Linked DNA regions of Homo sapiens: region 1 is linked to region 2. Evidence: chromatin loops called from intact Hi-C (ENCODE). Cell type or tissue: ovary. All regions are shown on one strand. Links, peaks and the distances in the headings refer to the core of each region. The heading gives the core; the rest is flanking DNA.

Region 1 (16,467 bases), core at 4,776-12,775, 65 kb before region 2:
TGTGCTTTATAAACTTTACCTACTTTTGTTCTCTAACCTAATGGTTCCAAGTGACTAAGTGACACCTTAAAATGACCTTGTCCCCAATCCTCCTTAGCAGGTAGCCAAAAATACATATAAAGTCGAAGGTAGAAGCATACCTTTGATTATGAAAGTAAAGGTTATTCTGGGAAATAATTAATGATATCCAAGAATATGTATAAAGCAGCAACAGAACAACTCAGCCTGATACCTCCCTAACACACACACAGCTGATTAAGAATGTCCTTGGTAATAATTGTGATGGATTTTAAGGAAAATATGAACAAATCAAAGAATTATTTCTACATGTAAGTCTCATTCTGATTCTCAGAACTTAGAAGACCAAAAAGTAAAAATTCTACTTTAGATACATAATGGCTAAAAGAACCACTACAAATATTTCATTGTGCAACTCTAATCACCTTTTAAGTGTTGTTGTACCTTTCTGATTAGGAAATTATAACATAAGCACCATGCACTTCTTTGTCTTTCTTAGGAAAATATTAAGTACTTTGAAATACAGCCATGTTAGTGCCCTGAGAAAGATTCCAAGGTTGCTATAGAATTGTTTGTTTTTCCTTCTTTCAACTGATAAAACGTACTGCGAGTAAAATTGCCTGTTGAAAGGTGGGACTATACGTGGAAGCACAGACAGTTATGCATTCCTGACTTCCTCAAGTAAAGAACTACTATACAACTGACTTTTTAGACAGAGCTGAAGAACAAAAATCCTAAGTATATTTAAATATTTAACCAAGAAGCCAGTTGCCAACTATGGAGGGTTTTATTTAAATTTAGCTTATTAAAAACAAACAAACTGAATCATACAAATATGTCAAAATAAAAATTGAGGAAACCAGCCTAAAGTTTTTTTGTAGGCCTAGCCTCAGCATTTTTAGAACCAGGAGGTTACAAGGCAAGTTTTTCTTTAGTTATAATCTTAACAATAAATCACTCTGGCTACTTGCTCACAGATTTTTGGGAACTTTATCCTGCTTTCACATTTATGAAATATTCCTCCCAATTTTTTTTGGAATTTACTCACCAAAATTTATGTCAGGTGGCATTCAACTAACAGCTGTATGCTAGGAAATAAAATGGCTAAAGGATTCTGGATATATCTTGAAAGAATTGGCCACATTTTTAAGACCACACAGTTATGCAAAAAGACCCCTCATAGTATGGATGTGTGCTGGTTACAGTGTGCAGTTTACAATGAGGGTGTCCAGTCTCTAAGTCCTGCTGAGAGGGAGTGGGGCAAATCAATCTCCAGATCCTTCCAACCCTGATGATGTCTTATGATTCTGAGGCTCTCTTCTTTCTTCTCTTTTTCTTTCCTTTCTCTTTTTCTTTCCTTCCTTCCTTTTCCTCTTTTTTCCTTTCCTTCCCTTCCACTTCCCTTTCCCTTCCTCTCCCTTTCTCTCTCCTTTCTCCTCTTCTTCTTCCTCTTTCCCTTCCCTTCCCCTCTTTCTTTCTCCCTCCTCCTCCTCCTTCCTCTCTCTCTCCCTTCCCCTCCCCTCTCTTTCTCTCTCCCTCCTTTCTTCTCCTTCGCCTTCTCCTTCTTCTCCCCCTCCCCCTCCCTTCCCCTCCCCCTTCTCAGGCTGAAGTGCAGTGATGATATAATCATGGCTCACTGTAACCTCCAATTCTTGGACTTAGGTGATCCTGATCCTTCTGCCTCAGCCTCACGAGTAGATGGGACTACAGGTGTGCATCACCCTACCGAGCTAATTTTTTTTCTTTCTTATTTTTACTTAATTTTTAAAAAATTTTTTAATTTTTTTATTTTTTTGGAGAGACAGTCTCACTATGTTGCTAAGGCTGATCTCAAACTCCGGGGCTCAAGTGATCGGGTGTGAGACACCATGCCTGGCCTGAGACTCTCTTTTCTAAACAAACTTTGGTTCTTCTCTCCATGTCCTATACCATGCAATGTTTTAGTTTTTGGTATACTGTTTGGTAACCATGTTTCTAATGCACTACTGTTAACTACTTATTTTTTGGACATAAGACAGCATTAAAATGATGACATACTCTATAAATCAGAAACAGAATGTTATAGCTTTAGAATAAAAAATACTTATTATCTTACCACCACCATTGTCTACACAGCTCTGCTTTTAATTTTGTTTGAAATATGCTCTACAGGTCTGATTCTCATATTTTTTATTCAAGTCTATATGATGAGGTAATCTGTAAATATAATAACAGCTTCCTCCATGAAAGGAAAAAATGTGCAAATAAATGTCCTATTGTTAAAGATGAATTATTTGGACAAATATTCTAAATTCTTATTTCATTTTCAAATTCTCAACTTTCAGGGCCTAGAAAGGTAGTATAGTGGTCTACCCCAGCAGTATACATGCCTTCTATTTTTCTTTTTACCTTATTAAAAGTATTCAAAACAATTTTATATTTTTATTTGGTAAGGGAAAAAGAATTTAGAGGGGAGGTAGAATAATGATTATGAGTTGCGATTAAATCCTGCAGCCACTGTCATCATGACTTTAAAACAACGAACAGATATTTTTCTCAGCCGAGGACAGTTCTCATGGACTCCTGCCAGTTTTGTGAAGTCCAGACAAAGTCAAGGTTCCTTTTTAGCTCTGGGTCCCTTCTGGATCCATAGGGAAAAGGCCACTAAGGTGAAGGGGGTGGGGCAGGAAGGACTGGAGAGTGGTTAACTAAATATCCAATAATAGGAGAATGGTTACATAAATAATGGCACCTCCATACAATGAAATACTATGTAGCTATCAAATATCATGGTATGGAAGATTTATGACAATAGCTAATGTTCCCTAAACAATATGTATAGTATAACAGATACAAAGATAAGAAAGTCTATGGGAAACTATACAAAAGGTCAAGGGTATAAATCTCTGCGTGGTTGAATTAAAGGTAAATTTTAAAAATTCTTTGTGCCTGCTTCCCCATTTTTCAGTGCTGAATATATTATTACTTTTTTTTTTTTTTTTTTTTGAGACAGAGTCTTGCTCTGTCGCCCAGGCTGGAGTGCAGTGGCACAATCTCAGCTCATTGCAACCTCTACCTCCCAGCTGCAAGTGATTCTCCCTGCCTCAGCCTCCCGAGTATCTGGGATTACAGGTGCCTGCCACCACGCCCCGCTAATTTTTGTATTTTTTTAGTAGAGGCGGGGTTTTGCCATGTTGGCCAGGCTGGTCTTGAACTCCAGACCTCAGGAGATCCGCCCACCTCTGTTAGCACCTGTGCAACAAATGACTGTATCCTTGATGGAGACAGTGCCTATTGGCAATTTGGTACTTTGTAGTATAGAGCCAGCAAATCACTACTTTAAATACTGCAGCCAACATACTGGAAGAAGCAGTCCCTACTAAAGGCTAAAAATAAGAATACTGTGGATTCAGGCCTCCAGATGTAGCCACCACCACGTTAAACTACAATCATCCCTCAAATACCTTCAAGTAATTATGATGTGCATGGTAACTTGTACTGAAGAGAGTGGGTTAGATGCATAAAGTCTTAACACTAAAAAAAATGGCATCATTTGCTTTTTTCAGATTAACAGTCTGTAAGACCAAATGCCTTCAGCCCATTCTTTAGCTGCAGCTACATCAACAGGGCAGTTCTGATACAGACATGAAATCATTTGTGTCAGAAAACACTACCAAAAGGTTCAATAATAAGAAAGCAGTCTTTTGTTTAGCAGCCACACAGAAAAGACCTTTGGATACTGCTTACACACCCTTTCTAGGATGAAAACTCCTTTTCCGTAACAAAAAATTTCCAAATTCTCCATTGATAGTTGTAGCTTTTTCTATTCATTGACTGAGTGAAGACATAGTTATAAAAGCCTATAACAAATTCAGAAAACTTTAAAGCAGCTTATAAGCTATCAATCACAATAGTATCCAGGGCTATTCTGAAGATGTAATAGACATACCCAATTTTTTAAAATGCTTTTGCTATATGGATTGCAGGGCCCCTTTTGTCAACTCTGAAAGCTCCCAGGAGTTCTGGGCTTACAGGTTGAGAATGACTATCATAAAGCATATATTATCTGATGAACCAAGACCATAATTTCAAGAACTTTATCTTTTTATTGGTTATTACTAGAAATACATCTACCAACTGTCTGTATGCACACACTCACAAAAGAGCTGCTAGGCAGAGGATATGAAAACAGCTATGAATGAGTTGCACGCTGTGGACACAAAAGCATGTGTGGCACTTCTAAGCCCAAGGGCTTCTCCCACTGGCTCTGTGACAAGAGGTTTCGCATAAGAGGTGGGAACGTGAGAGCCCTGACAGGGTTTCTCTTTTTAAAAAAATTGGGGTTAAAGTTGACTTCTCTTTCCTTATGAAGGCTTCCTGTGTCAACAGGCTGCCAGCCCCCAACCCCTAGCAAAAACAGTGGCTGCTCCTAAATGCCAAAATAATTGTCTGGGTTTTGCATGCTGAAATTGACTTGGCAGGCTCTCTACCTTGCAAGGAACACAAAGAGCTTAGTTTAGTCTGTGTGTAAATGCTTCATAATCATTGCTAAAACATCCAAAGCAACATGCTTAAGGGAGAGTAATGATTCTTTGTTTCCCTCCTTAATTGTAAGCTTCTGACATCCATTTATTTACTTACAGTTCCTAGCAGCAGCCACCCTCCTTAGTCAACACGCACTCTTGGCTGCCCTGGGTGCTTTCTAACAAAGGGCTATATGGAACCACACACAGTGGGTGGAACCCCCAAGCTCAATCTATCCCCATTACCACAGACCTCAGAGAGTCTGAGGTCCAGATCTACGCAACAAGGCTGGGAAGCAGTCTGGGTAAGCCAACCTCACCTCATGAGGGAGTATGGGGAAAGCACTCCTTCGTAGCGATGAGTGGGACTTTGGAAAGGGTGGAGATGGCCCTTCTTAGAGGAAGACATGAGAAGAAACCTTTTATCAGTCTGAAGAACCCAGGACTTAACCCGAACTCATAGGGTCTAGTCACAGCCACATGACCACCAAAAAGCATCAGGGAGAGCACAGCAGGGTGACTGCTTGTTCTGTGTATTTTCCTTGATGCTTTTTGATGATTCTTGATGATTTTTGACTTAAGCAGAGTCTAAAAGCTGTTATAAGCTCCTGCTTTATAACAACTCCCTCCCTACTGCCTAGAATGAGCCGAATAATGAACAGTAGTGAAGAAGCTTGAATTTAATTCACTCTGTGCCTTCATCGCAGATTTGACCAAACCTAGGCTTTTTCCCTTTCTCCCTGGTGATCTATGTTTTTTTCTCTTCTCACCACTTTGTGATGCAGGTCTTTGGTGAAAGATACTGGCTACTTTAATTTTATTGATATAGTCAGTGCTGCACCATAATTGCTGAGATGTCTCTCCCAACTTTACACAGATAATTCTTCCTAAAGAGAAGGAATTCAGGCATTAGAAAGTAGGCTTGCAAAGACTGGGTGGGCTCTGAAGCCAGTTTGAATTCCTGTTCTGCCACTTGCCAGTTCTGTGGCTTGGGGCAGATTAACTTAACCTCTTTAGGTTTCGGTTACTTTAACCCATAAAGTGCAGATGAATCAGAGTACTACCTTACAGGGTTGTTTTCAGTGCCTAACGATTTAGTGTGCACAAAGTGCCTTAGCATTGTGCCTGCAGACAGTAAATTTTGTGTTGCTGTTGTGTTAGAGGATTAAAAAAGTCTTGCTTGGTGGAGAGACAGACGTGACAGCCTGGGTGAGTATCCCCCTCTGAATCAGCAGCCTTTGTCATCTTTTTTGGAACAGCTGTAGCCAGCTTGGACCAAGAAGTCATTTCATGTTACGTCCCTCCAAACTGGCAGGATCATAGTTCCCTATCACCTCTCTACTAAACAACAAGCACTGGTTCTTGGCCAAATCCCAATTTCTTCAGCTTGCCAATCTCCATCTCAGTTAGGCACAAAATAACACACACTCTTAAAATACTTGTTTAGCACTGACTAGAAGAACTCCCTCCCTTTGGTGAGGTAGGGCCTGAGTAATGTACTCTCCTCATGATGCTAAAAATCCACTAGTTATTTTCTTATCTCATTTGATGTTCTAAGAGGGAAGGCATGTCTGCTGAACCAAGAGATAAAGTTGTATCATTATGACATCTCCATTAGGATAAGCTATGAGTTCCTATCATGTTCTAGGTACCAGGCACAGCATCTTGTATGTGTCATCTCTAATCCTCCCAATAACCCTATAAAACACTGAGCCCTGAAGAAATGAAGTAGTTTGACCCAATTTGGACAGCAGAAGTTGCGAGGGAAGTAAGATTATAACTCGGCCAGGCCGACTCCAGAGCCTATGCTCTTTCCCCTGCTGTCTACCATGCTGTTTATTACTGCTTTGCTTATATTTGGATTATAGAAAATAGACTGAAGCTCCAAGACACCAAAGATGTAATTTTTTTTTTTTTGAGACGGAGTCTCATTCTGTTGCCCAGGCTGGAGTGCAGTGGCGTGATCTCGGATCACTGCAACCTCCACCTCCCGGGTTCAAGCGATTCTCCTGCCTCAGCCTCCCGAGTAGCTGGGACTACAGGCGCATGCCACCACGCCCGGCTAATTTTTGTAATTTTAGTAGAGATGGGGTTTCACCATATTGGTCAGGCTGGTCTCAAACTCCTGACCTCAGATGATCCACCTGCCTTGGCCTCTCAAAGTTTTGGGATTACAGTCATGAGCCACCATACCCGGCAAGATTTAACATTTAACCAAAGTAGATGGAATATGAAAAATAAAAGCCCGGAGTTATTAATCCAAATGTGTAATGTTATTGAAGGTTTTATCTTATGAAGCTTATTCTGAAAAAGTGTCAGGGCTGACACATTTTGGAAATGTCTTCAAACCTCCTTTGAAGGCCACACACAAAAGCCAGTCCCATTATTTTAATGTCATAATTGGTTCTTTTGACCAAAATAGGCATGAGCTGACCACTAGATTCACTAGATTTGTTTTTAAGGAACCTGTTCTTGTTATCAGAAATTAAGTTCGCCTTTAAAGAAACAGGCTTTGCCCCAGCTGAGGGATATTTCAAAGCAGATGACTCCAAAAGTGGAGGTCCAAAGTTGTTCTAAGCAGTGGTAATGTTGTTAAAATGAGGTCACAGCAGCTCTTTGCCCCTTGAAATAATTCTCTCTTGGCTCCTGGGACATAGTTTACTCTCCTGTTTCTCTGTCTATGCCTGATACCCAAGCTTGGTGCCTTCCTTCTTCTTTTCTCCCCTTTCCCCCATGGCACTCTCTTTTTTTCTTTTAAGAAAATCACCTCTTGTTTTTCAGTTTTTTTTTTTGAGACAGAGTCACACTCTGTCGCCGAGGCTAGAGTGCAGTGGCACTGTGTCGGCTCACTGCAACCTCTGTCTCCTGGGTCCAAGCAATTCTCCTGCCTCAGCCTCCAGAGTAGCTGGGATTACAGGCATCCACCACCATGCCCGGCTAGTTATATTTTTAGTAGAGACGGGGTTTCACCATGTTGGCCAGGCTGGTCTTGAACTCCTGACCTCAGGTGATCCGCCCGCCTCGGTCTCCCAAAGGGCTGGGATTACAGGCGTGAGCCACGGCGACTGGCAAGGAAACCACTTCTTAAAATGTTTATGTATCCAATATGTGCCTAGTGCTTTCTTTCAAATCTTTTATTATGAACATTTCCAAATATACAAAATGTAGAAAGAAGAATAAAACCCATGTTCTCTTTACCCATCTTCAGAGATCCTCAATATTTTGCCATATTTATTTCACCTCTATCCCCTGCCATTATTTTTTTCTGGAGTATTTAAAAGTAAATCCCAGGAGAACATGTCATTTCACATTTAAATACCTCATTATGCATCTGGAAAAATAAAAAGCACATTCTTCACATAAACACAATGCCATTAACACATCTAATAAGATTAACAGTAACTTCTTTTTTTTTTTTTGAGATGGAGTCTTGGTCTCTCACCCAGGCTGGAGTGCAGTGGCACGATCTCGGCTCACTACAAAGCTCCACCTCCCAGGTTCACGCCATTCTCCTGCCTCAGGACTACAGGCGCCCACCACCATGCCCCACTAATTTTTTTGTATTTTTAGTAGAGATACAGTTTCACCGTGTTAGCCAGGATGGTCTAGATCTCCTGAAAACAGTAAATTCTTAATATCACCTAATTTATAGTTCACATTCAAATTTCCTTAGTCTTCTTTTCCCACCTCATGGATAATCAAACCAGCTGCTATCAAGGCAACATGCTATTGCATTGTTGATCAATTTCAAGGTTTTATCTCATTCATCCCCTTTTCTCTTCTGAAAAACACCTCACAAATATGAAAACAATATAATAGATAAATCAATATATTTTTTCCAAATTTTTTAACTTATTACAAATTACAAATATTTTCCTACATTATTAAATACTCCTTGAAAACTTGACTTTTTCTGGCTGCTTCACTGGCCACAGAATATGTGCACTGATATTCTATGATCCATATAATTATTCCCTATTATTTGTTGGATACATGGTTGTTTCATCTCCCTTATTATAAACAGCCCTGTGATGCATACCCACAGTTGACCTTTCTGCCCTCACTTTTCACCATTGAACACCTCCTGTGCTTCAGCATAGGCACAATTTGATATTCCCCACATACTGTGTTTTTCATCCACCTTCTACCTATACATATGGCCTGGGAACCCTTTTTCATTCTCCAAGATAAAGCTTATCTCTGAGATGGCTTTACTAAGGCCCTTTGGCAGAATTAGTCATTCTTTCTCAAATCCTTCCAAAACACTTTGTGCATTGAACATTATTTACAGTATTTCCTAGTATTTTGTATTTACTCGTGAACCTGTATTTCTACTATTAATATAATAAGCTGTGAGCTTTATAACACTTCAGTTTTTTCATCAGTAGATTGAAGAGAATAATATCAACTCCGTGTGTCTAAAAAAAAAAGACGTAAGGAATAGGAAGAATGAATCGTATTATTTGGCAAAAACAGAAGCTTTAGAAAAGTTAGTTTCCCTCTCTTCCCCTAAAAAGAGAAAGTGCAAATGTTTCAGACTAAACTTATATGCTTCAGAGGCAAGAAGTTATTAAACTTTCTGCCAGTTATAGGAAGATAAATGGAGTATACCTGAGATGCTGGGAAAGGGGAGCCAAATGGCTTAGAAGTTAGGGGTAGCCCAAGGCGCTTTAAGAGTTGCAACATCTTCTCTACAACAACCCATCTCTATTCTAGTCACAGTTCCTTAGATGAAAGAAAGGGAAGACCTCACGTTGGAATGTAAAGATGGAAACTCTTGACCTCCTCTGAATCACCTGTTTACCTCAAGGTCCTTATTAGGCTGGGTTGGCCTAGGCAAGAGGAGGCCAAAAGGCACTCAGGGTGATCTATTGTTACCTAAAAGGTGAGGAAGATGGTTCACAAAAATAAAAATTTGTAGGAAATTTCGGGTTCTCTGAAAGGTGCATTTTTATCTTTTAGGATTCACATCTTCCTAGAGCTGGAGGAAACAGGGGTTGGCCTATGAACAAGAAGTGATACAATGGAAAGAACAACAGAGATGTAGGCAAGAGACCTGCCTTCTGGTGTTGGCTCAGGGCATGACCATAGGCACATCAGTTAACCTTGCTGGGATTTGGTTACAGTGTAAGGGGATTGGACAAAACTGGCTCCAAGGTCCAAACGGACAAAAATTCAAAGAAAATAGAAAGGTTAAGTGACTGGCTCATTATCACTGTATTTCTAAGAAAAACCAGAGCATGAAGTTGGAAGAAATATGGAAAGTGATGTAGTTTGAAAACTGTTAAAAGAATCATATGATTTTCAAGAGCTCTGATCTAGGGTTGGAAGTGTGGCATTTAAAAATGCATTTAAACCTAACTTGGACTACATAAAAATAATTTCCTTTTTCTGCTGTATTCCACAAAGATCTGGAAAACATTCTCAGCCCTGTTTCAACCTTAAATGAGAAAAGAATCTTTAAAGAGTCACTGATTTGTAATGGAAAACTTGGATAAATCACTATTTATACTTGAAGATTTTTATATTTCTTTTTGTCCTTTCTTCACAACACACAGCTAAGAAAAGCCATGATGTAAGTCTGCCCTACTGGACCTCATCAGTGGTTGTTTATTCTGTATCTACAGCCCAGCAGCTTCTCTGACTGCAGCACGTAGAAAACAAGAAACCAAAGAACACTTCCAAACTAAAAAGAGAGTAAATGTCAATTAATTTAGCATGAGCATAGAGAAAAAAAAGTCAGAATACCTAGCTTTTTATCTGTGGTCCACTGTTTGTAAACTAAAATTATTGAAGATTCCTGAATCTTGCAGACGAGGAATCTGCAAACTGGGGAAATAATACCCTGTCTCCTGATGTATCAAGAAACATGCATGTGAAAGGTATCATTACAAGCATTCACCTGATAAGCTAAACTGGAAGAAGTTTTCATTAAACACCTACTATCAAATTTTTGGATCCATACTTAAAATTCCAACTGGAACCACTATCAGAAAAGCTGCTAAGATCTTCCCTGAGTATATACCTTCACCAATTCACTGCTTTAGTTGTGTTTAATATCTGGGAAATTATACCCAATTCCATGCATATCTTTAAGAAAGACCCTGGGCTGAAGGGGCACAATCAAAATGTGTTTGTGAGTTGTGGGTGGAGGAGACTGAAACTAGGTGGTGTAAGAAATGAATAAAGAAACTGAGTGTTTCATTTGGAATAAAGAAGAATAGAGTCCTTTCGGTTAAAGGACTACACTGTGGCAAGAAGAGTAGCTTGGCTTGCTTTAGTTCTGGAGGCAGAACCAGGATACACGAACTAAAGTTCCTGGGAGCTGGATTTCAGCTCACAACAAGGAAGCACTTTTGGACACTCACAGGCATATAACAAGTGAGCAGGTGATGATGGAAAATACTAAGTGCCTGATACTATGGGTGATGGATGAGAGACTACTGCACCACCTTCTGAAGCTCTTATTTGATTTTCTCTCTGTGGCTTTGACTTTCTCTTAGGACTTAGAATCCTTGGGAATATGAACCTGAATCATACATCCCCACTTTCCAATCCCTTGTCTAAAGACTTGTCTATGCCCTACAAGGAAAAATATCACTAAGAAAATGTTTCAATGATTTTTACTGAAAATGGGAGAAAAAAGATAACGGAGGCCAATTACTAAATTAGGTTATCTTGTTTTCAATTGTCTTTTTTTAGCCATCAGATAGCTTTACTGCAGCTGGCTGAGTTTAGTGTCTTCAAATGTGGGTGAGTAGGGCAATAAAAGGAAACTTTTTTTTTTTGAAAGACCACATAAAATACCCAACAGGATTTTTTCCCCTAATCTGGCCATGTGAGCACAACCTGGCTGTTCTGCAACTGAGCGCTATTAACATCTATTTATAGCCACTATTTTCATAGATGAATCACATTTACCATAAGTCAGTTAATATTAAAGGGGCCAACCAGCTCTGCTGAGAACCCCATAATCTTAATACATCTCTTTCCATTCTTTCAGGGAACTAAATCTTAGCTTAAAGGTTCTGTGTAAAGATAGGGGGAAATGCAAGTGCAAATGTAAAGATAGCAGACAGTCTGCCCTCTAAACTCAGCAAAGTATGGGGTGTTAAATATATTCAAATTTAAAGCCTTGGATCACTCCCAGCTTTGTTCCTTGGCCATGAGTGTCGTACAGTTAGCACAGACTCACTCCGTGTTATGCAGTCTTCTTGCCATCAAAACAAACAATTTATGTCTAAAATTTCCCACTACACTAAGTTTAAATGACTGCCTTAATAAAATGTTACATGCTTAAAAACAGAACTAATGATGGTTAATGGTGCTGTCAAATTAAAAAATAGTGTAGTGCATACTCAGTTCATTTCATGCATGTGAGGGTGTCTGTGAGAGGGCTGGGGGTGAGGGATAGCAGATCAGGGTATTTATGATCGAAAGTTTACAAAATTCAGTGAAATTAAATGGAGATTTCCAGTAAGTTACGTGGATCTAACATTTCTTCCCCACCCAGCACGAGTGTGCATGCACGCGCGCGCGCGCGCGCACACACACACACACACACACACACTTCCTGAGCCTTTTGCAGGCACCAGTGCTGCCCTGAAATTGATATTAATTTATTTGTCTTTGCTATCTCTTATGAGAGTCTCCACCTTAATTCACCTTTACCAACTCCCTTCCTACAGGTTTTCTGTTTTTTTCATTTACTTCAGGCTAAAATTCTTTAAGATAAATAAGATAAATGAACTGAAGCACTTAAAACAGTGCCTGGCATGTGGTAAGAGGTCTATACACAGCTACTTCAGTAGATTCTCAGTACCCTTTTTCTAATTTCTAGCCAGTGGTTTGCAAATGAATCATCTTTACCATGAGGCAGCTCCTATTCAGAGCCAACCAGCTCTGCTGAGGACTGCATGATTCAATCACTCAATAAATCCCTGCTGAGGTCCAACTCTGTAGGACATGGGGATACACACATTAACAACAGGGGCCCTGTGCTAACCAAATATGAATAATAAACCCATTAGCAAGTACCATTATCTCCATTTTACATTTAAAGGCTCACTGACGCCCAAGGCCACAGAGCTAACATGTTGGAGCTGTGATTTAAGACCAGTTCTATTTGATTCCACAATCTCATACTCTTTCTATTAAGACATGTCTCCTGCCACTTCAATATGACAGCAGTGGTTGAGAAAAGCACATGAAAATTTAAAAATACATAGTTTTTGCACATAAACAATATATGAAAACAGAACATCTTTATTGAATAGACTCAAAGGCTAGGGGTTTGTGAATTTATGTTACTCACATTTTTGTATAATTTTGGATACTCAGAATTCAACAAATTGGAGATTGGTCCACATATGAAAATAAGCTAGGCTGGGCATGGTGGCTCATACCTGTAATCCCAGCACTTTGGGAGGCTGAGGCGGGTGGATCACCTGTGGTCAGGAGTTCGAGACCAGCCTGGCCAACATGGTGAAACTCCATCTCTACTAAAAATACAAAAAAATTAGCCACATGATGGCAGGCGCCTGTAATCCCAGCTACTTGGGAGGCTGAGGCAGGAAAATTGCTTGAACTCTGGAGGCAGAGGTTGCAGTGACCCGAGATCACGCCACTGCACTCCAGCCTGAGTAACAAGAGCAAAACTCCGTCTCAAAAAAAGAAAAGAAAGAAAAGAAAATAAGCTAGTTAAAACAAAATTGCGTAGCACAATACTTGACATAGTAGGGCTTCATTTCATAAATGTTTGTTGAATAAATTAATGTTAAACCAGGATTTTTCCTTTACTATGTATATCTTTTTATAAAAGCTAAGTAGATACAGCATAGTGATTTAGTAGGCTCTGGAGCCAGACTGCCTAAATTAGGGCCTGACTCTGACTCTGCCACTTTTTAGCAGTGTGACCTTTGGCAAGTGATTTAAAAAGGCTTCAAGCGGGCTGGGCGCAGGTGGCTCATGCCTGTAATCCCTGCATTTTGGGAGGCCGAGGCAGGCAGATCACAAGGTCAAGATCAAGACCATCCTGGCCAACACTGTGAAATTCCACCTCTAGTAAAAATACAAAAATTAGCTGGGTGTGGTGGTGCGCGCCTGTAGTCCCAGCTACTTGGGAGGCTGAGGCAGGAGAATTGCTTGAACCCAGGAGGTGGAGGTTGCAGTGAGCCGAGATCGTGCCACTGCACTCTAGCCTGGGCGACAGTGTGAGATGCTGTCACAAAAAAAAAAAAAAAAAAAAAAAAGGCTTCAAGCTTCAGTTCCTTCCTCTGCAAAATAAATGAGTTAATCAAAGGAAGGCATTTAGAATGGGCTTGTATATGATAAGTAATGAATACATGTTAGCTACCATTATTACTATTATTTTCTTTCTCTAAATTGGAGTAGTTTTGCTTGGCTACCTCGATACCATATTAAATGACCAAGACCAAAAATGATTTCTTTTTTGAGGCTTTTCACTTACTTGATACAAGCAAAAATATCCTCTAGTCACATCCACAATTCTAAAACAAAAATGAGTAAGAAAATGAAGACTAAAAAGTATGTCTAAGTAGCACCTAACTATGTAGAGTAATTTTTAATATACAACATTAATAAAGAATGATTTTTAAAATTTAAATTTTATAATAAGTAATTGGCTGAGGGGCTGCTGGAGGAAGGTAATGAGTAGAATAGACTTCTATTTACATTTGGCCATTTCCTGCAAATAAATTAAGTAAATAATTACAAACTCTCTTCTAGTCCTCTTGCATGGACACATCCTTACCAAGATACACCATGATTTCAACTAACTTAAGCCCAAGTAAAACTGACTAAAGGAACTACATAGGAAAACAAAGCAGGATCTACTTCTCACTGCCAACTGCACTGTATTTGTATCCATAGATACAAGACAACAGAGAGTCCCAGAATTCTAAAGCGGGAAATCCCGGGACTTCAAAGATCATCCAGTCTCAGGTCCTAACCCTGCTATCACGGGATCCATCAGGGGGTGAGGAACAGGGTAGAGGTCAAAGGAAACAATCCTTGGTCCTTGTTCCAGCCTGAGTGATCTCATGGGACAACCTATCCCAGTATTCTCATTTTATAAGCAACAACACAGACCCTGGCTAATTAAAGGCAGAGCTGGGATCAGAGGCTGGGTTTCCTGATTCCCAGCCTACACTCCTGAAGGTTATCGTTCTAGGGTTATGACAGTCACAGATAACAACACATTAGGCTGTGTTAAACTGACAACTAAGCAGGTTTTTTTCCCTTGTAAACTCACTAGGTACTAGGTCAGCACTTCATGAAGAGTAAAGTATCATTATTTGGCATACACAAAAAGCAACTTTCCTTTTTTTTTTTTTGGTACCCTGAAAATCCCAAACCACTGTTGCTATTACAAAATTTTTCTTTACCCTAGTATGCACCCCTGGGCCAAGCACAGATGCATTAAAAATTTGCCAAGAGAAACAATGAAGTCACTGATAATACAAAGCATGAGAGTATCATGAAATTCATGTCTTTGTTTTCTTCCTCTAGATACTTAATTATTTCTCATTACTGATCATTTTGTGGTTATTGGCAGAGGGGCAAGGAAACTCCACCACTGTAAACATGTAGAGACACATGCTCCTCAGTAGACCAGAAGTCTGCATATGATGGGTCTGTTCACAAATCCAATGTGAACACCACTTCATTAATCAGTGAGAATGTTGATGCTACTATCCCCAGCCTCCAAAGAGAATTGGTGGTCTCAGTAAAACTCTAATCTCTTTAGAAGAATAACAAACACAGTATAAAAATGTTTCAGGTCATTCCTTTTTTTACCACTTATGAATATCATCACTGGCAAATGATCTATGTTCTCCTACCAGATTTCATCTAACCCACTTTAAGAGTGAGGTGAGGAAGCTAGAATGTATACAGAGCTCCATTCAGTCTTCTGTTGCAGCTCAGGGCTGCCTTAAGCTAAAAGGGCACTACTTATGAACAATGTTTAGCAAATTACCCTGCTAAATAAAAGCTTACATTATCTTGGTATTCTGGAAGGGATATCCTAGATTAAGTTGATGAGGGCAGAGAAATTCTCATTGATTAGCAGCAGGATACAAGTTGATTCTTATCAGTAGACTATTGTTCCACACAGGACTATGTGGGCAAGAGGAAAACATAGGAATTCATCATGTAAAATGAAAAAAACAAAAACCAAACCCTATGTACTTCCAGGAAATGAAAAGAAGTAAAGAACCAAATATATTTCGCTCCTCTTTTAAACTAGACTTTTATTAGATTTTCACAGAAATCTGAATCTGTGGGTGTGGTGAACTTTTTCAAAGATGGCTGCAGTTAATTCCTTCCATTCCTTTGCAATGTGGCCTTGTATCTTCTTCCATGTAGAGGTGTAATCTATTTCCTCAATCTTGAATCTGGGCTGACATTGTGACATTCTTTCACAAATGAGATGTTGGGAGCTTCAACTCTCACGTTCTTGGAATGTTATCCTGAGACCACCATGTGGGGAAGCCTGGTCTAGCTTCTTGTAAGTTGAGAGTCACATACAGCTGAGATGAGATGACCCGGCTGAGGCTCTCCTAGTCCAACTAACCAACAGCCAAATACGTGAGAGCCCGTCTTAGACCATCCAGGCCCAGAATAGCTGTAAGAAAGCTGAAGCTGTGGAGTAACCCACAGAATTCTGAGCCATTGTTATTTAGCCTCCATCCAAGTTTTGGGGTTGTTTGTTAAACACTAACATGTACCTGAGACAGTTGGGCACAAAGTAAAAGGAGCAAGCCAGTCACCCTAATGCATGCCCATTATGTATGGAGCACCAGGTCAGATACGCCATGTGAGACATGAATGAAGAATAAAATTGTCTTAAAAATATAAGACAAAGGACATAGATGGCCCTATAATTAATCTGTGAACATACCTATAAATAAAGCAGAATGTAATA
Region 2 (16,467 bases), core at 4,444-12,443:
AGACAGTAGGCTCTTAATAAATAACAGCAATTCCTTTCCCTTCCCTTTCCACTCCCTGGAACTTCTTTATAGAGGTTCCATATTTGAGCTATGAAACTTAAATCAATGTCATAATCTAACAAGATAACAGATTCAGAAATCAGCAATACATGAAAATAGTTTAAAACATGGTGTGGTAGGATTTTAAGTGATCTTTTCCATGTACTTTCTATTATTGTTGTTCTAACACTGATAGCACCATAAATAAAAAGGGAGAGAAGACAAGGAGAAAGAAGGGGAAAAAGGACAGAGAGAGGATATTATATGAAGCAGAAACATTTTAGAATTCTTCAGTAAAAAAGCACTCCATTCTGGCTTGAGCTTTTCCCATATGCATATCCCTGAACAGGCTACTGCACAGCCTGGGTCTTAGTTCCATGAACTATAAGGGCTGCTAACTAGATAATCTCCAAGATCCATTCTCACTCTCCTAGCCCATAGTTCAAGTCCAATGAACTAAATAGCAGATGAGAGAAGTACAAAGTTCTGTAACTCTCTGTTAGTACTGTTTACCCCCTAAATCCAAATCTTACTACAAAACACTGAGTGTGATTTTCCCCAGAAGTTGCTGGAGTCAGTATGCAGTTCAAACTCTGGTGCCATCATTCCCTAGCTCTGTGATCTTAGACAAATTACCTAACCTCTCTGTTCCTCAGTTATCTATCCCATAGGGTTATTATGTGGATTAAAGTTGTTACTATTTGTAAAGCGTGTAGTGTCTGACATCAATTAAACATTAAATGTGTCACCTATTATTGTTTTTGTTATTATTATAACAATGAAGTCATACAAACAAAACCAGTATAGAAGTGATTATCCTAGATTATCACAGAAGCAGTACATGATGACAACATTTGGGTGTGCAGTTGTTCATTAGAAGACTGATGATCAGTAAGCTCTTTGACTCAACAGTGTGATATGGTTGTCTAAAATGGTAAGAAAATCTGTTTATACAACACCCCCCAGCCAACACACACATTCACATAGCCTATAAAAGGGGAGGATAACTCTGATAATGCTGAAATAATCATGATGAAATAATCTGTTCATTCTAAGCACCAACCTTTTGGACACAGGGTGTGAAAAGACTAAAATGATATAATATAGGAATAACTGAAGACTCAAGACAAACTTTTCAAATATTTAAAAGACTTTTATGTCAAAGCAACGCATTTATTCAACATGGTGTCATGGAAAGATGAAGAACAATGAGTGGAAGTTAGAAGCAGCCAGTTCTCAGTTTGGAATGGAATGGACTTGCTGGGGAAGTAAAAAATCTCTGGAGCTGTTCGGCACTGATTAATAACAACTAGACTGTGCATGTACCAATTCTTAGATAAAACACTGAAGTTTTGAGAGATAATTCAATCTAAGCGTAGACACAAGACTTTTGACATATCTTCCAAACCTGCATTTTATGATGTAGACTGGATGCTTAGTGACATAAATTATAATAGAATTTCTCATGTACAGAACCCCCAATTGGCAAGCATGCAAGATAATGGTGTTACATGATAACACAGAAATTTATATTAAAAGTTCAGACATCTCCATTAGGGTTTTGACATGTGGCCAATCTTAGTGGCCTGAGATGATAAGCAGCAATCTATAAATCTCCAATTTAAAACAAATGCAACAAAAGAAAACATTTCTAATCCATAAAGTAGACAACTAGCTCATTAATGTTCCAAATTAGTTTTGCAGTTAGTATAAGCTAGGTAAATTACTCAATTATTAATTGGGATTTCAGATACTAATCACACTGTTTGTGCCATTTTTTCATGTTTCCCAAAAGAAACATTCAGTCCCAGAAAACACAGTGACTGGGTCACCAATTTACTGTGTGACCTTGGGGCAAGTCCCTTAACCTCTCTGAGCTCCAGTTATCTCATCTATTTAAAAATGGGAACAGAGAGTGGCAATAAGAAGATCAGATGTTTTCTAAGGCCTCTTATACCCTAAAATATGATTTTATGAAAGGATCATTCTTCTTAATAAAACTCTAAGCACACCTTTTACTCTTAATTTGTTCATTTTTCTCAGTGAATACATTTCCAGCCATTATATGAGGAAGTGGAAGATTTAGTCTTACCACCACCACTGACTGCTTATATGAGACAGTTTTATTTTGTCCTTCTAGAGTCTGGAAGAAGTTGCCAGACAAAAGGAAAGGATTTTACAATTAGAAGCCACCTTCATATCAAGCAATTAACTACATAAATAATGGACAAAGCAGAATTTGGAACCGAAAGGGACGTTTTAAAATGTAATTTTCATAAAAATAATCTTAGAAGAAATAGTTTTACTCTTATTTTTTTACTTCCTGGATGCTTTATTTTCTCAGGCTTTCTAGGACCATTTCAATGAGTCTTGAAGTTTATAATTAAAATTTATGCTCAGGAATTGCTCTATTTGAGTTCCAAAGATAAAAGAAAACATATAAATCCAATTTACCTAACTGTTCTACTCTTAGTTGGTCAACTATTCCAAAGACATCCTAAACTATTCCAATGACTTCAAACTAACAAAACTTGTTCAATTGTACTTTGAATCCACAGGTCTTTCTCTGCAAATACTTACCCTGAAATCAAGCTCCACATCTACATGGGAAAATCTGTCAGTGGTTTCTTTAAAAATGTATTACTTAAAAAAGAAATGGGTCAGTCACGGTGGCTCACGCCTATAATCCCAGCACTTTGGAAGGCCGAGGCGGGCAGATCACCTGAAGTCAGGAGTTCGAGACCAGCCTGGCCAACATGGTGAAACCCCGTCTTTACTAAAAATACAAAAATTAGCCAGGCGTGGTAGCACACATGTATAATCCCAGCTACTAGGGAGGCTGAGGCAGGAGAACTGTCTGAACCCAGGAGTCGGAGGTTGCAGTGAGCCGAGCTTGCACTACTGCACTCCAATCTGGGCAACAGAGTGAGACTGTGTCTCAAAAAAAAAAAAAGAGAGAGAGAGATGGGCTACAAATTATATGACAAGGTCCCTTTAAAAAATGGACTGAACAAAGCACTGAGAACAATCTGTACTGGCAAGGGACAGGGAAGATGACCTAATAGGTCTTTTCCGTCTCTAATTTCTGTGATTTGGGGGTTTTTTTTCACTTCTGCAGTAATACTTGTGAGTTCAACATTTTCTCAAAACTATTATTAGTTACCAAGGAAACACAAAATGTTTGTAGGAATAAATAAGCAAATGGACTGGACCTAAGTAACAGACTTTTCCTGCTTCCCATTTAATAATCTTACAGTGGCGTCACATTACCAATTCTTCATTCTTTCTAAGTCATTCTACTTACCTACTAGTATGCTCACTAGAGTCCATAGCCAACTTATGGCATCCCCTGTAAACCAAGGGTAGGAAGTCTCTTACCAACAGATGATTCCTTATTAAATAGACTTCCTTGCTTTGTTTGATGAGGAACAAGACCGTGGCAATGTTAGGGGGCCAACAGGCAGTAGTTGGCTTTGTGACCACCAATGCTAGGGAGAATATGTAAACATGCGCTTTTAAATAGCCCAATGTCTACAGAAAAGCCACTAACATGATTCAGAAATATATAATAAAGGCAAAAAGAAACATAATATACATACACATATACATACACATACAGGGTCCATCCACACTACGAAAATGATGCTTTATAAATGCTTAGAAAAAGACTAAAAGAAACACAGTACATTGAATTGTTAATAGTTGGCAGTATTCATGTGGTAGGACTACATGTAAAATTTTTTACTTTTATGCATTTTCCAAATTATGAAGGGTGCCTATTAATTTTAAAATAAAAAAAATTTTAAATTAATTTTAAAACAAAAAAATTTTAAATTAATTTTAAAACCACAAAATATCATCATTTTAATGTTTTAATAACAAAGGACTTCCCATTCCCTAGCATCACATGGACACTACTACTGTAATCACTTCTCAAGGTACATATGTCACTGTTCTAGAGTCATAGTCAGCTGAAGTATGAGCAGAATAATTGGAAGCCTTCTGGAAACTCTGCGGACCATATATAGGCCTGGGACCAGAGATTCAGGCTACAGATAAAAGTAAAGAGGGTCTATATATATAGACCTGCAGTTCATATATATATTCAGTTACTGCAGTTTATATGTATATTAAGGTCTGCTGGTTAAAGGCTCTTTTAAGTACAGTTTAAGTGCGGAGATATGGTATATTTCATGTGGGTATCTACATGTACAGAGCCAGACAGGTGGCACCCAAAGAACTGAAAGAAGAGTGAAAGAAGAGTGAAGAAATGAGGTTGATTAGAAAAATGATTGTCTAGGGCATGGAGAGAAGGTTCTTTTACCACAGACATCCCCTTTGGCTCCACATTCACAGTTGCCTACAGGTCCCTTCAGCCTTCGTCCTAAGTTGTGTAGCAGCAGAGGAGAAGGGATCGGAGAGTAGAAGCACAGGATCGGATCCATGGCAAGGTTATCCAGTGCTCAGTGGCAAAGCTGCTTTGCAAGAAGGCTGTGGGTAAGGTGGTAGAAGGTAGCGTGGGGTGCAATAAACACCGAAAGCTCATATTCTGGCCAATCCAACTGTAGTCTGAAGCAATGCAGGACCATGGAACTATACCTCTCCCTATGCAATCCTGGGTCTGTTCCCACTCTGTTCAGCTTCTTATACAGGACCAGGTCCATAAGACCAGGTCTTATACAGGTCTTGCTGTTTTTCTTTGTACATGACAGTGTTTCCATATATACTATCTCACAGAGGCAAAGAAGCAAACATGTCATATACAAAGTTAGCATTACCATCTCATAGCTCAAAGCAGAGCTCCTAGGGAGCAGAGCGTACCAACTGCTTAAATGACCAAAGGACCAGCAATGAAAATTTTGGGTAGCTGCAAGAAACATCCTATTAATTACTGCTTCTTTGGCACTTACTATACTTGGATGACTGAAAGACATGACCAGTCAAAAGAAGAAACAAAGGCAGGGAGAGAAGACATGAAAGAAAATAAGAGCAGTTACTTCAAAAAGAGGAACTGGCTTGATGTGATTAGCAGTATATTAATGGTATTTTTTAAAAGTTAAATAATGATGATGTTGTAATTATGGTCAGTAGCAACTGACTTCACTAATAACACCTGTTAATGTGGTCATTGTCATGGCCTCCTGACAATTAGCTCGAACCAGGGAAACTGGTGATATTAAGCTGTCTTTGACATAATATAATATGGCTAAATCTAGTTGGTATCTCCTTGTTTCTTGCCTTGTTACCTACAAACCCCTTCTCCCGCATTAGAAAGCAATGAACTTGGTAGAAAAATTTCTTTGTATCATTTCTAAATAACAGTTTAAAGCTAGTGCTGATTTAGATCATAAACTCAGATTACTAATTGTAGAAAGGACCTTGGTGTCTAGGTATGCTTATTTGTAGTAAATTCCTGATTAAAAAATGAAAAGAAAGTCACAAAAGTAATTGGACAGAACAAGGTTAGGAAGTAAAACTCTCTCATCCAATTTTGAGGCACAGTGATCATAACTCTACTATTTTCACAAATGAAACCAAGAGAATTTCACAAATGAAGAAAATTTCAGAAACCAAGAGAATAAAAATTACATCTCAGAAAGAATTTTGGTTGAAAGAGGGAAGGAAATAAAAGTCTACTCATCTACTTATGTGGCCAATGGCGCACAATGCCAACAGCTGGTTGGAGTTTGCAATACACCACCCAGGGTACTCTTGTATCAGTTAAAGGTCCTGCTCCCTCAAAACCCTTGACTTTCGTTTGAAGTGAAATGGTGATGATATTCTAATTTTACTAGAACAAGATACGTTGCTGCCACCTTCCAGAAAACTGTCAGTAAATCCACAAATCCACAAAAAAGAGGATGAGTCTTGGCTTTCCCAGTTCAAGATTCAGTCTAGAAAATAAACAGAAACTTCTCAGTTAAATCTGAACACTCCTTTACCAAACATACCTCTGAGAGATTCTGAACAAACTATTAGGAGAAGACAAGACTATTTATGTAGAAGAAGGCTATATATGTAAGACTATATATGTAGAAGGCTATATATGTAAACATTGCTTTAAATCCCTGTATCATTACTTTAGTAGCGGTGTGACCTTGGTCAAGCCACTTTAGCCTTCTAAATGTCTTTATCTGAAAAGAATGGATCATATCACATCAAAATGTGTTGTGAAGATTAAATGATGAAATGCTTGTAGAGCACTAAGTATGGTGGTAGGTATGATCTAAAAGCTCAACAAATGAGGGCTATTAATATTGGTTCCTGAAGACAGTGGTCACATAACTATGACCTCACTTGGAAAGCTGAGTCATAGCTGGGTCAAGAGACTGATGTTTCAGGAGTAACACATTAGTAATGTAACCAGGCAAGTAGTGTACCAGGCAAGGGCATACAAGGAGTAGAAGCCCTAATCCTCTTTCCTCTATTCTTCAGAATATAGCTAAAGAAAAGGAGGAAATAATACTAACATATTTCATGGGAACCAGCAAGTCAAAAGAATGAAAATAAATGCAAAACTTGAGTATGGATATGTGAGAAAGAAACAAATGGTAGTGTTAAATGTTAGGAAACATATTTGCCTATCAGAGGGAAAAAGATGCAAAACAAGCTACAAAACTGTTAGCTTTGGGGTAAAAGTATGCTATCAGTTTGGGGCTGAGATTCAGGTGTTTATGCATCATACAACTTTCATAAAAGTCATTTAATCTCATTTGTAATAAAAAATGCAGCATAAAAGTCTCAAAAAGGATATTTAATAAGTATGAGGTAAGCACAGGAGACTAAAAAGATTACAATGCAATTCACAAGTATAGGGCAGAAGAGTTAAAACCAACAAAACTACAAACTCAACATCCAAAATGTTAGTACACAATTGCAAATCAAATATTAAATTTTAAGTTCGGCTGAAGAGTATGTGTAATTCACATCTCTTAGTATACTGTATATGAAAAGCAAGAGTGAGTTTACTTTAGGTTTCTCAGTAGGTACTTAGAGTGATCTAGAATAATGATAAAGTGAACTCCCAATTTAGTGAAGAGGACATACATTTAATGTTGTGCCCTGCATCTTTATTCCACACCATTTCCACTAACAACTCTGCAAACATCCTTTCTCCACTCCACACTAAGAAAATGAAGCGAGCAGACTATTTTCGTCATTCTTGTTTGACAAAACATATGGAAACAATAATTCTACAGACATATGTACATCATAATAGGAAGCAATCCTATTTTAATGTAATTTTAAAAGAGGTTTTAAAAGGACTCAAGCTACTAAAATTACTCATCTGAAGCTTGCAAATAAGAATGCCACGTCCCTAATTTATTTAGCAGATTCATATAGTTGGGCTAGAACTTTAGGTATGACTTCTCTTATAATTCGGAGGTGAATTCTCATTCACAAGAAGTAGGATTTGTACAAGTAAATCTACCCCATACTAGAGGATAATATTCTTAATTCAATCACATTTGGCTAATTTCTTTTTTCTTCACGTGGTTATTTTTGGCTTTATTTTGTTTGCCGGTAGAAGAGAACAAACATTAAAACTGGCTCTAAAGTTCTAATTTTATACATTGTCTTGAAAGTACAGCACAAAACATTTAATTTCTTTAAAAATTTTTTCCCTGCCAAAAAATGATAGTTTTAACTGCTTTCGTTAAAACACAGGCATGCAGAAATGGGGAAAGAGGAAGTTCTTTCAGGAAAAACACTGAAAAAAATAAGATTTCATCTGGCCTTTCCATCATCACTTGAAGAATTGTTTGGTAGTTACATCATCAGGAAATAAAACACCATCCTCTGAGGACCCCTACTCATTACAAAGAGGAAAGAGAAGGTTTGAAGTCTAAATCACCCCCAGAGATGTCTCCACAAAACCCCAGACTTCTCCTTTCCCTCTCCCGCCTACCCCCAGCAACCAAAAATAAAAAGTATAATGAATTTACAAAAGTTTACATAAGAATAACAGGATGTGTATTGAAGTCCCTGAAGCAACAACAGCTTTAGGGACCCAGAGGGAAAAAAGTTACAAGCGGATCGACCCTGCCTCCCAATGACTTTGTTAGCCCGACAGGAGGGCGCCGGCGCCCCGGCCCACCGGCCCACCACTCATTCCCTCCGCTGGGAGCCGGGAACCACGGTCCGTTCACACGGCCGGAACATCCGCGGGAGCTGGGGTGTGTGGCTGCGCCGCCGCCGCGGCCGAGGGTCCCGCGGTCACCGGCGCCCCCGCCGACAGCGCCGCACACGCGGAGCGCCTTATAAGGCAGAACAGTGACGTAACGCCCATAGGCCGGGCGCGCTCAGCGCCCCGCTCGCATTGTTCGGGCGACTCTCGGAGCGCGCACAGTCGGCTCGCAGCGCGGCACTACAGCGGCCCCGGCCCGGCCCCCGCCCGGCCCCGGCGCAGGCAGTTCAGGTAAGCCCGGGAGAGCAACTTCGCTCCACCAAGGGGCACTGCTGTCAGACAGCCAGGTAGCAAGTCTGTGGGTGGCTGTTAAAGCTGTCTCAGCATCACAAACTGCAGACAGGTTTCGCAAAGCGCATCCAATGAATTCTAGGTTCAAAACCGTTTCCAACTCACACAAAACTTGAAAGTAGAAGTTTTCTCTGGAGGAGAAAACAGATTAGAGATTTAATTTTAAATGTTGAGAGGTGGGAGGTGACTGTATTACATACGCTTTCCAAGTGAGCTACACATTGAATCCTGCCCATATTGAGAAATCTTTGGGGAAAGGGTGGGGGAGACTATATTGTACTGCAGCAACCCTATCTCTCCTCCGGACTCAAACTCGCTTGTCTTACATGAGCAGAATGCGAAAATTTGTTAGTGCCAGGTTTTCCCCTCTTTTTGTAAATGTTAATATAAACGACTAGAAAAACACTGTTAGGAATACATCTTGGAATTAAGACGAATCTAACTTAAAAAGTAAAATCTTTTTAAGCTTCAAAAAATCGTACAAACGCTATTTTGTCGTAAAAGCATATGTCAATTTGTACAAGGAAGTAACTATCATAGTTTTGAGTTCTAACTTTCTGCTTCAAGTCCAGGCATTGGAAAAATGACAAACCTCACTTACAGCTATCATTTCTAGAGTAATATTTTGGATAGTAGTATATTATGTAAAAAATGCCAATTTAAAAGGTAAAACTTATAGAGTAACTGTATTAATCAGTAACATTTTAAACCATAATTAGTTACATCTAAATCCTGAAGAGGCTATTGCTACCAATGAACTCTTACAGTATGATAACTGAACACTTGGCAGAAAAATCTCCATAATATTTTACTTCATTTTTTCCAACTAAAAGTCAACGTAGGAATTAAAAATAAAAAGGTTATGTCAACTTTAGAACACTGGAATAGGAGATGAAAAATTGATTCATCATTCAATCCTTATCTGGTCTAAACATATATTGTAAAATAAAACTTTAACAACTATGTGACAGAATTGTCCCTTTTAAAACAGTCTCTATGTTTTATAAGTATATACAATTCAAACTCAGAATTCATAGGCTGCCATTTATATTTACTCTGAGATTTTAAAATGCTGGCATTTTAGTTGGCACTAAAATGACCATATAAGATAACTGTTTGGAGGTACAGTAAAAGTTTAACAGAGGAGCAGAGCACTATAACCACTGAGGTGTATGTGTGTGTTACAAACTCATGTTTTTATATTTAATTGTCAGAAGAAAATGTCAGATCCCAGATTTTATCATTGAAACACAGCATTTAAAAAATACTCAAAATGTGGGTTATATCTGTATATTTCTAATAATTTCTGTTGGATGGTTTTTAAAAGTATATGACATTGGTGCCTATCATTTTTGCCTCATAGCAGTTTTTTTGTTTTTGCTAATTTTGTTTGGAGCAATGCACGACTTTGGTTTTCATATTTTAAAAGAAAAATTATATGTTATTTGGCCTGAGGATAGGCTATATAAACTGCAGGTTAGTACTGAGAAGTAGGATTTTCCACAAACTATTATTTCAAACCTAGGGAAGCCCACCATAATGAGAAGAGCGGGGCCAACACCCATGTCACTGTGGAGAAGTACAGAATATGCAATGGAAGAGTTGTTTATCTGATATAAGCGGTAATTGGAAACTGAAAAATTCCTGCTCTGGAAAAAAGATATTCTGCTCTTCTGAATCTAACAGAGGAAGAGACAAACAGAAACCATCAATTATTGTTTCAGGTATACCCAGAGTACCATCTGTACCATAAACTACAACTCAACTGTTGAAAATCATAACTTCCATCAAAATTCTAACAGCTGTGTTTCCCAGTGTCTTTTATTTTTTTAAAGCAGGCAAGCATCGATTTTTTAAAATTTAAAAATAACACTCTTTAATATTCCACACTTTTTCCCATTTATTAACTTTAAAGCATGGTTCAAAGAACAATCACATAAGACCTCTTTTAAAACTGAAAGCTAAGTATGACTTATCATGGATACCCTATCTCACACTGGGCTCTTTGGATGAGCAATTTCTTAGTCCTTGGGACAATCTGTATGATGGGAAAATGTTTTTGATAGAATGAATGTGAATTTCTACACTTCCAAATAAAGCACATAATAATTTTATGCTTAGTAAGTTCATTTGCACTTTTGTGGTGATTAACCTTAACTGTTAAGCCCTGGTATTTTTGTGCTATTTTCCTAATGCTGTGATGGAGACTATAGTAACAGCCAGTATGAAAACACAAATCAAGCCTTGACTTAATTTTCCGGTTCTCTTGCAGTTCCCATTAATTTGCCTTCTCAAAAGGCTGTAAATTTTGTTTAAGGGTTCTCTGCTGTAATTTCCCCTCCAAAAAAGTGCCTTTGGTAATAAATGGATTTTGAGATTTAAGAAAAAAAACTGAAAATGTAGGAGGAAGAATAAGATTCCAATAATTCTGCTTAGGTCATGTTCTGTCCATGTCTAGTGCTTCAGGGCAAAGTGAACATTTTACAAGGTGAATAGAAAAAAAACATACAGCCCCTCCTATTTAAAGGAAAAAGGAAGAGGGGCAAGAAGAGAACTGTTTATAAAAGACTGGATATTGTGGATGTAAGGCAATATTGGTCTCAACCTGCTTCAGGAACTGAAATGGCCCCATCTGTTGTTCACAGAGCCTGTCATCTTTGAAAAATCTAATACACCCTACCTTATCTGTTGGACATATTAATTTTAAACGATTTTAAGGTCCATTTAATTTGTATTTGACCATGAATTCAGCTTCAATTTAAACTGATTGTTTAGTTTTTGTAAATTATATTTAAATAAGGATTTAAAGATGAAGAGACACTGCATATGCAGCCAGCATCACAAACCTTCAAAGCAATATTTCTGTGGTTGCTGCTGTCATCACCACAACATTTTCTAGCCACCAACCCAGTCACTTATGCTTAAAGTGTGCTGCAATGACTTTTAGAACCTCCTATGGCTGGTCATTTTCTACTTAAAATGAGGTAGGACATTCATGTTTTGAGTCATTTTGTTAGGTACACTAATTCCTAGCAGATTATCACCAACACTTATCAGCCTTTGCACATCCCTCCTTTTTTTAAAAAAAAAAAAAGACTTGAGATTCTCCTTGACCTTCATCTGCACTAACATCGTCTCTGCCTGGGAAAGCTGGGCAAACAAAAATGGGAAGGCTTACCAAGGAAAGTCCCTGGTTTCTTTTTCAGATATGAGAAACACTCCCTCTTCATGCTTGTTCTCTGAGATGCTTTAGCAGATTAAGATAGGACAGCAGCAGTTTTAATTCTGAGCCCAAGAACGAGAACACATTAGCAGTATTCTTTTTCCAGTCTGACCGTCCTCACATTTCTATGCTCTACTGGCTCCAAAATATGATAAATTGTTAAGTATAGAATTTTTTTTAAACAAGCTTGGGGAATGATGTGTTTGTGGGGGCAGGCAGGGGAGCAGTAGGGAGGTAAGTAGAGGAGTAGATAGGTAAGTGTATGATTGGGACAGACAGGATGCAGACATACCTCAACTCCTTGTGTCTGTTTATGATAACTACTTATTCTAGCCTAAAGGAGTTATTATCAGCAAAAGAAAGCATACATTACATCAGAACAGCAAACATTCAACTATGAATTTGAGAAGTACCTTGATAAGGTACTTGACTATATGGAAAATGGGATACCCCAGGCCCCACAGTCACACACACACACACACACACACACACACACACACACACACACACACACACACAGTCCTGGCACAGAATATCCACAGAATTTTACAGCTGGAAGGGGCAATGGAGGTCATCTGATCCAAATGCCTCACTTTACAGAAGAAACTGATGTCCACAGTGTGACTTGCCCCAGAGACACAGCTATGCAGAGGTAGGGCCAGGGCCCCCTGCATTCTTGGGCTACAGCTCACCAGTAGTTTTTCCTTAATTAGTGCTAGGAAGAGAGGAGAACAGAAGCCCCAGAAAAAGCCTCAGTACTGTAGGTGTTAATTTAGATATAAAATCCATTAAAAAAAGAAAGTAGAAAGGTTCAAAGTTCTTAAGTATAAGCAATAAAAAAGCAAAGGATAAGGAAGCATTGTGAAAATCAATACAATTTAATCAGGCTACAACAACAGAAGGGAGGTGATAAAGGGAGGAAAGAGAAAATAAAAAATAAGTGTATTTAAAGGTCCTCCGGCTGGCAAATCCCACTCTCTACTTGGAAGGTGAGAGGTGCCCTGGAAAGACTGTGTACTCTGTGGTCAAAGACATTTGGGTCTGAACCACTAACTTGACAAATGACCTTCTATTAGTATCTTCCAGCTAAGCATTTTGCACTCCTCAGACGTCCGCAGCTAGCAGGATCCCTTTCAAAATTCAAAGTGACTCAATGCCTTCAAAACAACCTCCCCCAAAACTGCAGAGGAAGTCACCTATGAAGGCTACAAGCTCCTGGTGGTACTTACCCTGCTTTATTTTCCTTCAAACTGTGCACTGTGATGTGACATTAAATTACTCATTAATGATTTATTTGCTTATTATCTGTCTCTTGGACTATAAACTCCTTCAGGGTCAGTTTTACAACCAGCTTTACCTCCAGTGCCTAGGAAAGTACCGAGGTACAATTAGTAGGTGTGTTGCTGGGACAGAAAAGGTGTTGGATAAATATATGAACAAATTACAACCTAGAAGCTGCTTATTTGATACAAAAAAAAAGTGTTTCTGCAAACAGTGGGCTGTGGAGGGCCCCTTCTTCTAGATTTTGTTTAGGAGCTGAAAACAAATCTCAGCCACTACTTAAAGCAACCATATGGAAGTGACTTACAGAAACCAGTTAGGCTCAGGTTAAGTCAAGGCAGTGAACTTAACTAGAAACCAAGTTAGGCTCAGCTTAAGTCAAGGCAGTGAAATCTGCTTTGTATGGCAGTGTATGTTATATAGGCAGACTAAGTCAGATGCTTTTCTGCCCATCTTCATCTACCTCAGTTTAATTCCCTCCCCAATAAAATGAGACTTTGTATACCTGGTGAAGGAGTATCAGGTGAGTCACCCGGGGGCATGGAATGGCCTTCAAGCAAAATATGGAAGAACACAGTGCAGTGGTTAATGAAGGGTGGACTCCTCTGAATTTCTCTAATCTCTGTGCCTCAGGTGAAGGCCTGGAAGATGCACTTACGGGGCACAAATGGCTTATCTTTGCCATGCAGCAGACTGCCTTTTCCCAAGCATGTACTTCATTCCAAAGTTTCTGTGGGTAAACCAGTGTATCTCCCAGATTTTACAGAAGAGTGATTTTTCTTTAATTTCAAAGTTACTCCAATGTCAACCTGTGAAGCTAGCCTAGGGCTTATAATTCTCCTCAGCAGTAGCAAACATTTACTGAGCTAAGCACAAGGCATGAAAACAGGCCCAGCAACTAAGTTCACCACACACCATACCATGTCACTAACCCAGCTATAGCTACTAGCATGGACTGGTACCACATTAATGACAAGGACTAAGATCACTAGCAGCTCTTGGACAACAACTTCAATTATGGTCCCATCCCTGCTCTATTTTAATTGACTGGTAATGCAATGAAGGTAGGAGAGATCAGCTACACATAAAAACTAAGTAAAGATAAACAATGTGGGAGAATGCTTATAAAAACTTCAACAGAATATAGTCAATGGCCAACCTTGCTGAATAGTGACACTGAATTGACAGGGATAAATGTTAGTGTCTCAACGGTGAGACTAAAAGAGTAAGAATAATGGGTGGATAAATCAGAGTTCTACTCTTCTTAGCTCTGCCATCCATTTACTGGGTGAGCCTCCTGTTCCCTTGGTTTCTACAAATTACAAAAAGGGAACAATGTCATCCACCCCAAGTATTTCTCAGTACTCAATAAAGATTGAATAATGAGCAATAACCCTCATGGGAACTCTGATCAAGTAGAGAAGAGACAATATAAAAATAAAAGCTACTGATTATATCACTACAGAGACAAATTAGCTAAAGAAAATGAGGGTAATTTGAGGGAAAGAGTCCACATGTAAATGGAGAAAAGATGAACACAGCTGTAGCACTTGGGCCTGTGAGAGCTCCAAATCACTGTATCTAAAGCAGCCTCAAGGCTGAGGTCAGTCCTCTAAGATGGGCTGCCCTGACAGAAGCAAATCTGCCAGATTTATTGTGTCTCATGGCCCACCAGTCCTGGAACAAAAGTTTAAAGGTGAAATATGTTTTTCTCTTTCTTTTTAAAATGCTTTTTTATGTGAATCAAAACAAAAACAAATCTCTGAGCAGAGATCATAAGTGGAATGTAAAACATCACATTTGGGCTCGCAAGACTTAAGTGTCTGCCTGTTAAATTTGAAGAAAAGGAAGGAGTTGCCTGGTCCAGGAGCCTAGAGAGAACATGAGAAAGTTGCTGGTTTCTTGCTGAAGACAAACACCCATTCAGTGAGATATTGTGGAAGTCCCTTAGTCTTAACTTGTTAGTCTGTTAATTGGGAATGGCAGAAGAAGTGAATTACTCTGTGGAATTTTGTGAAAATGAATCCACTGCTGCTAAAAGGAAAATTATCTACTTTTCAAACACTCATATTATTAAAATAAATACATTATGTTTGAAGTCGCATATTATTCTTGAGGCTTTCAAATAAAAGTGAGAGTAACTTTGCCAAGTGATTTGGGGCTCCACTAATCTCCCCCCAAATTCTGCCCCATAAAATTCTTTTTACAGTTCAATAAAATTCATTAGGCTGAACACAGATGCAAAGAATCACAGGCAAAGTTAAGATTCTCTGGCCAATTTTCCCCATCTGGACTTTAATTAAATTTGTCTCCAAGTGAATTCTTCTCTTCACTAAATGGTTCTCCTTCCAGAAGTGACAAGAACAAGAGGAACAAAACTCTACTTGTCCTTCTTCCATTCTAATAACAAGTCATTCTGAGAACTTTAGGTACCACTCAGCCTAAGGGATGGTTATACTCCCCTAGGAAGTGGTTCTTTTTACCTCTCTATCATTTGGTCAAGTATGCACAGAGTTCAACCCATATGAGGGATACAGAGGTATTATTCCTTTAAGGAGCTTACAGTTGGCTTAACGGCAAAAGTAATATACTAAAACAAATTAGAAAGCAGTACAAAATAATGTAGAATATTTAGGTAATAAAGCTGTAAGGGCTGTGGGGACTTAGAAAAGGAAAATCAGCCAGGGTTAGACAAGTTAAGAAACATTCATGGAAAAGATGGGAACTGAAATGTAAATGGAGATGACTGAATGCAGCATTCCAAAAAAGATGGCAGACTTATTCTTCAGAAGTCTATTATGAAAGGAGAACCTGAGGTTAAAAGACAAATAAGGCTTGTGCCAAGATCAGAGCACCCAAACTGTAAGTTTAAAAACCCATTATTTGGCCTTCAGAACAACCTGGACTTATGCAGAAAGGAAGGCAGCTTAAAGTAACATCACTTCTTAACCTGAAGCTTAAACGTGATGAAGCAGTTGGCACAGTGCCAAACCTATAGCAGCTACTGTTACTCTTCTGGTTATGCTAGTCTATCCATAGGGATGATGCTCCTTCATCATCTGGTGCTGCTGGGCTGACATATAGGGGGCTGTCTCAGGCCAAAGAGGAGGTCCTTTGTAGGATGCAGTCATGAAGAATTCCTGTTCTCAGACACCCAGCTGTGAAGTGGAGTAAAGGATTAAGCTTGTTGAAGATCTGTCTCTAGCGTGCCTAACCTTAGCCACTCTGTAAGGAGAGGTTACCCTTTACCTTGATTTCCCTGCTACAAGGCAGTCCCTCCTGTGAGAAACCCACAAGAACTTTCCTAAAAATGTCTTACTCATCTGAAGTAAGAAACAACTTCCTGAGCAGGTAAAGGACCGAAGAGAGCTGGTGACTGCAAAAGGCTTAAAAGCTAGTTTGGAATCTCCCTGTTTTACCATGCACCCACAAAAAACAAATCTGT

Evidence for each region. Peaks named below come from ENCODE experiments on the same cell type or tissue, not always from the same donor. Only the 100,000 strongest peaks of a DNase experiment are listed, where the experiment ranks them.
Region 1: a loop joins it to region 2, with 8 times the contacts of the local background. A loop is called at or near these places in 16 of 110 quality-filtered maps.

Annotation. Positions count from the first base shown.
Region 1 is chr3:99,933,674-99,950,140 of GRCh38, reverse strand. All of the region lies in intron 1 of CMSS1 (cms1 ribosomal small subunit homolog), which reads right to left. The region is part of intron 1 of FILIP1L (filamin A interacting protein 1 like); the gene reads left to right. The region is part of intron 1 of LOC105374010 (a long non-coding RNA gene); the gene reads right to left. Among named protein-coding and RNA genes, the nearest start is that of MIR3921, 22 kb to the left of the region's middle. RefSeq lists a silencer at 729-929. In ovary, for the core only: no CTCF peak of the experiment used is centred there; no DNase peak of the experiment used is centred there; H3K27ac peaks cover 1,159 bases.
Region 2 is chr3:99,868,063-99,884,529 of GRCh38, reverse strand. The region is part of intron 1 of CMSS1 (cms1 ribosomal small subunit homolog); the gene reads right to left. All of the region lies in intron 4 of FILIP1L (filamin A interacting protein 1 like), which reads left to right. The region is part of intron 1 of LOC105374010 (a long non-coding RNA gene); the gene reads right to left. Among named protein-coding and RNA genes, the nearest start is that of HP09053, 52 kb to the right of the region's middle. RefSeq lists an enhancer at 6,191-6,485 and silencers at 8,051-8,520, 16,091-16,385. In ovary, for the core only: a CTCF peak has its summit at 8,340; a DNase peak (open chromatin) is centred at 8,349; H3K4me3 peaks cover 4,613 bases; H3K27ac peaks cover 5,129 bases.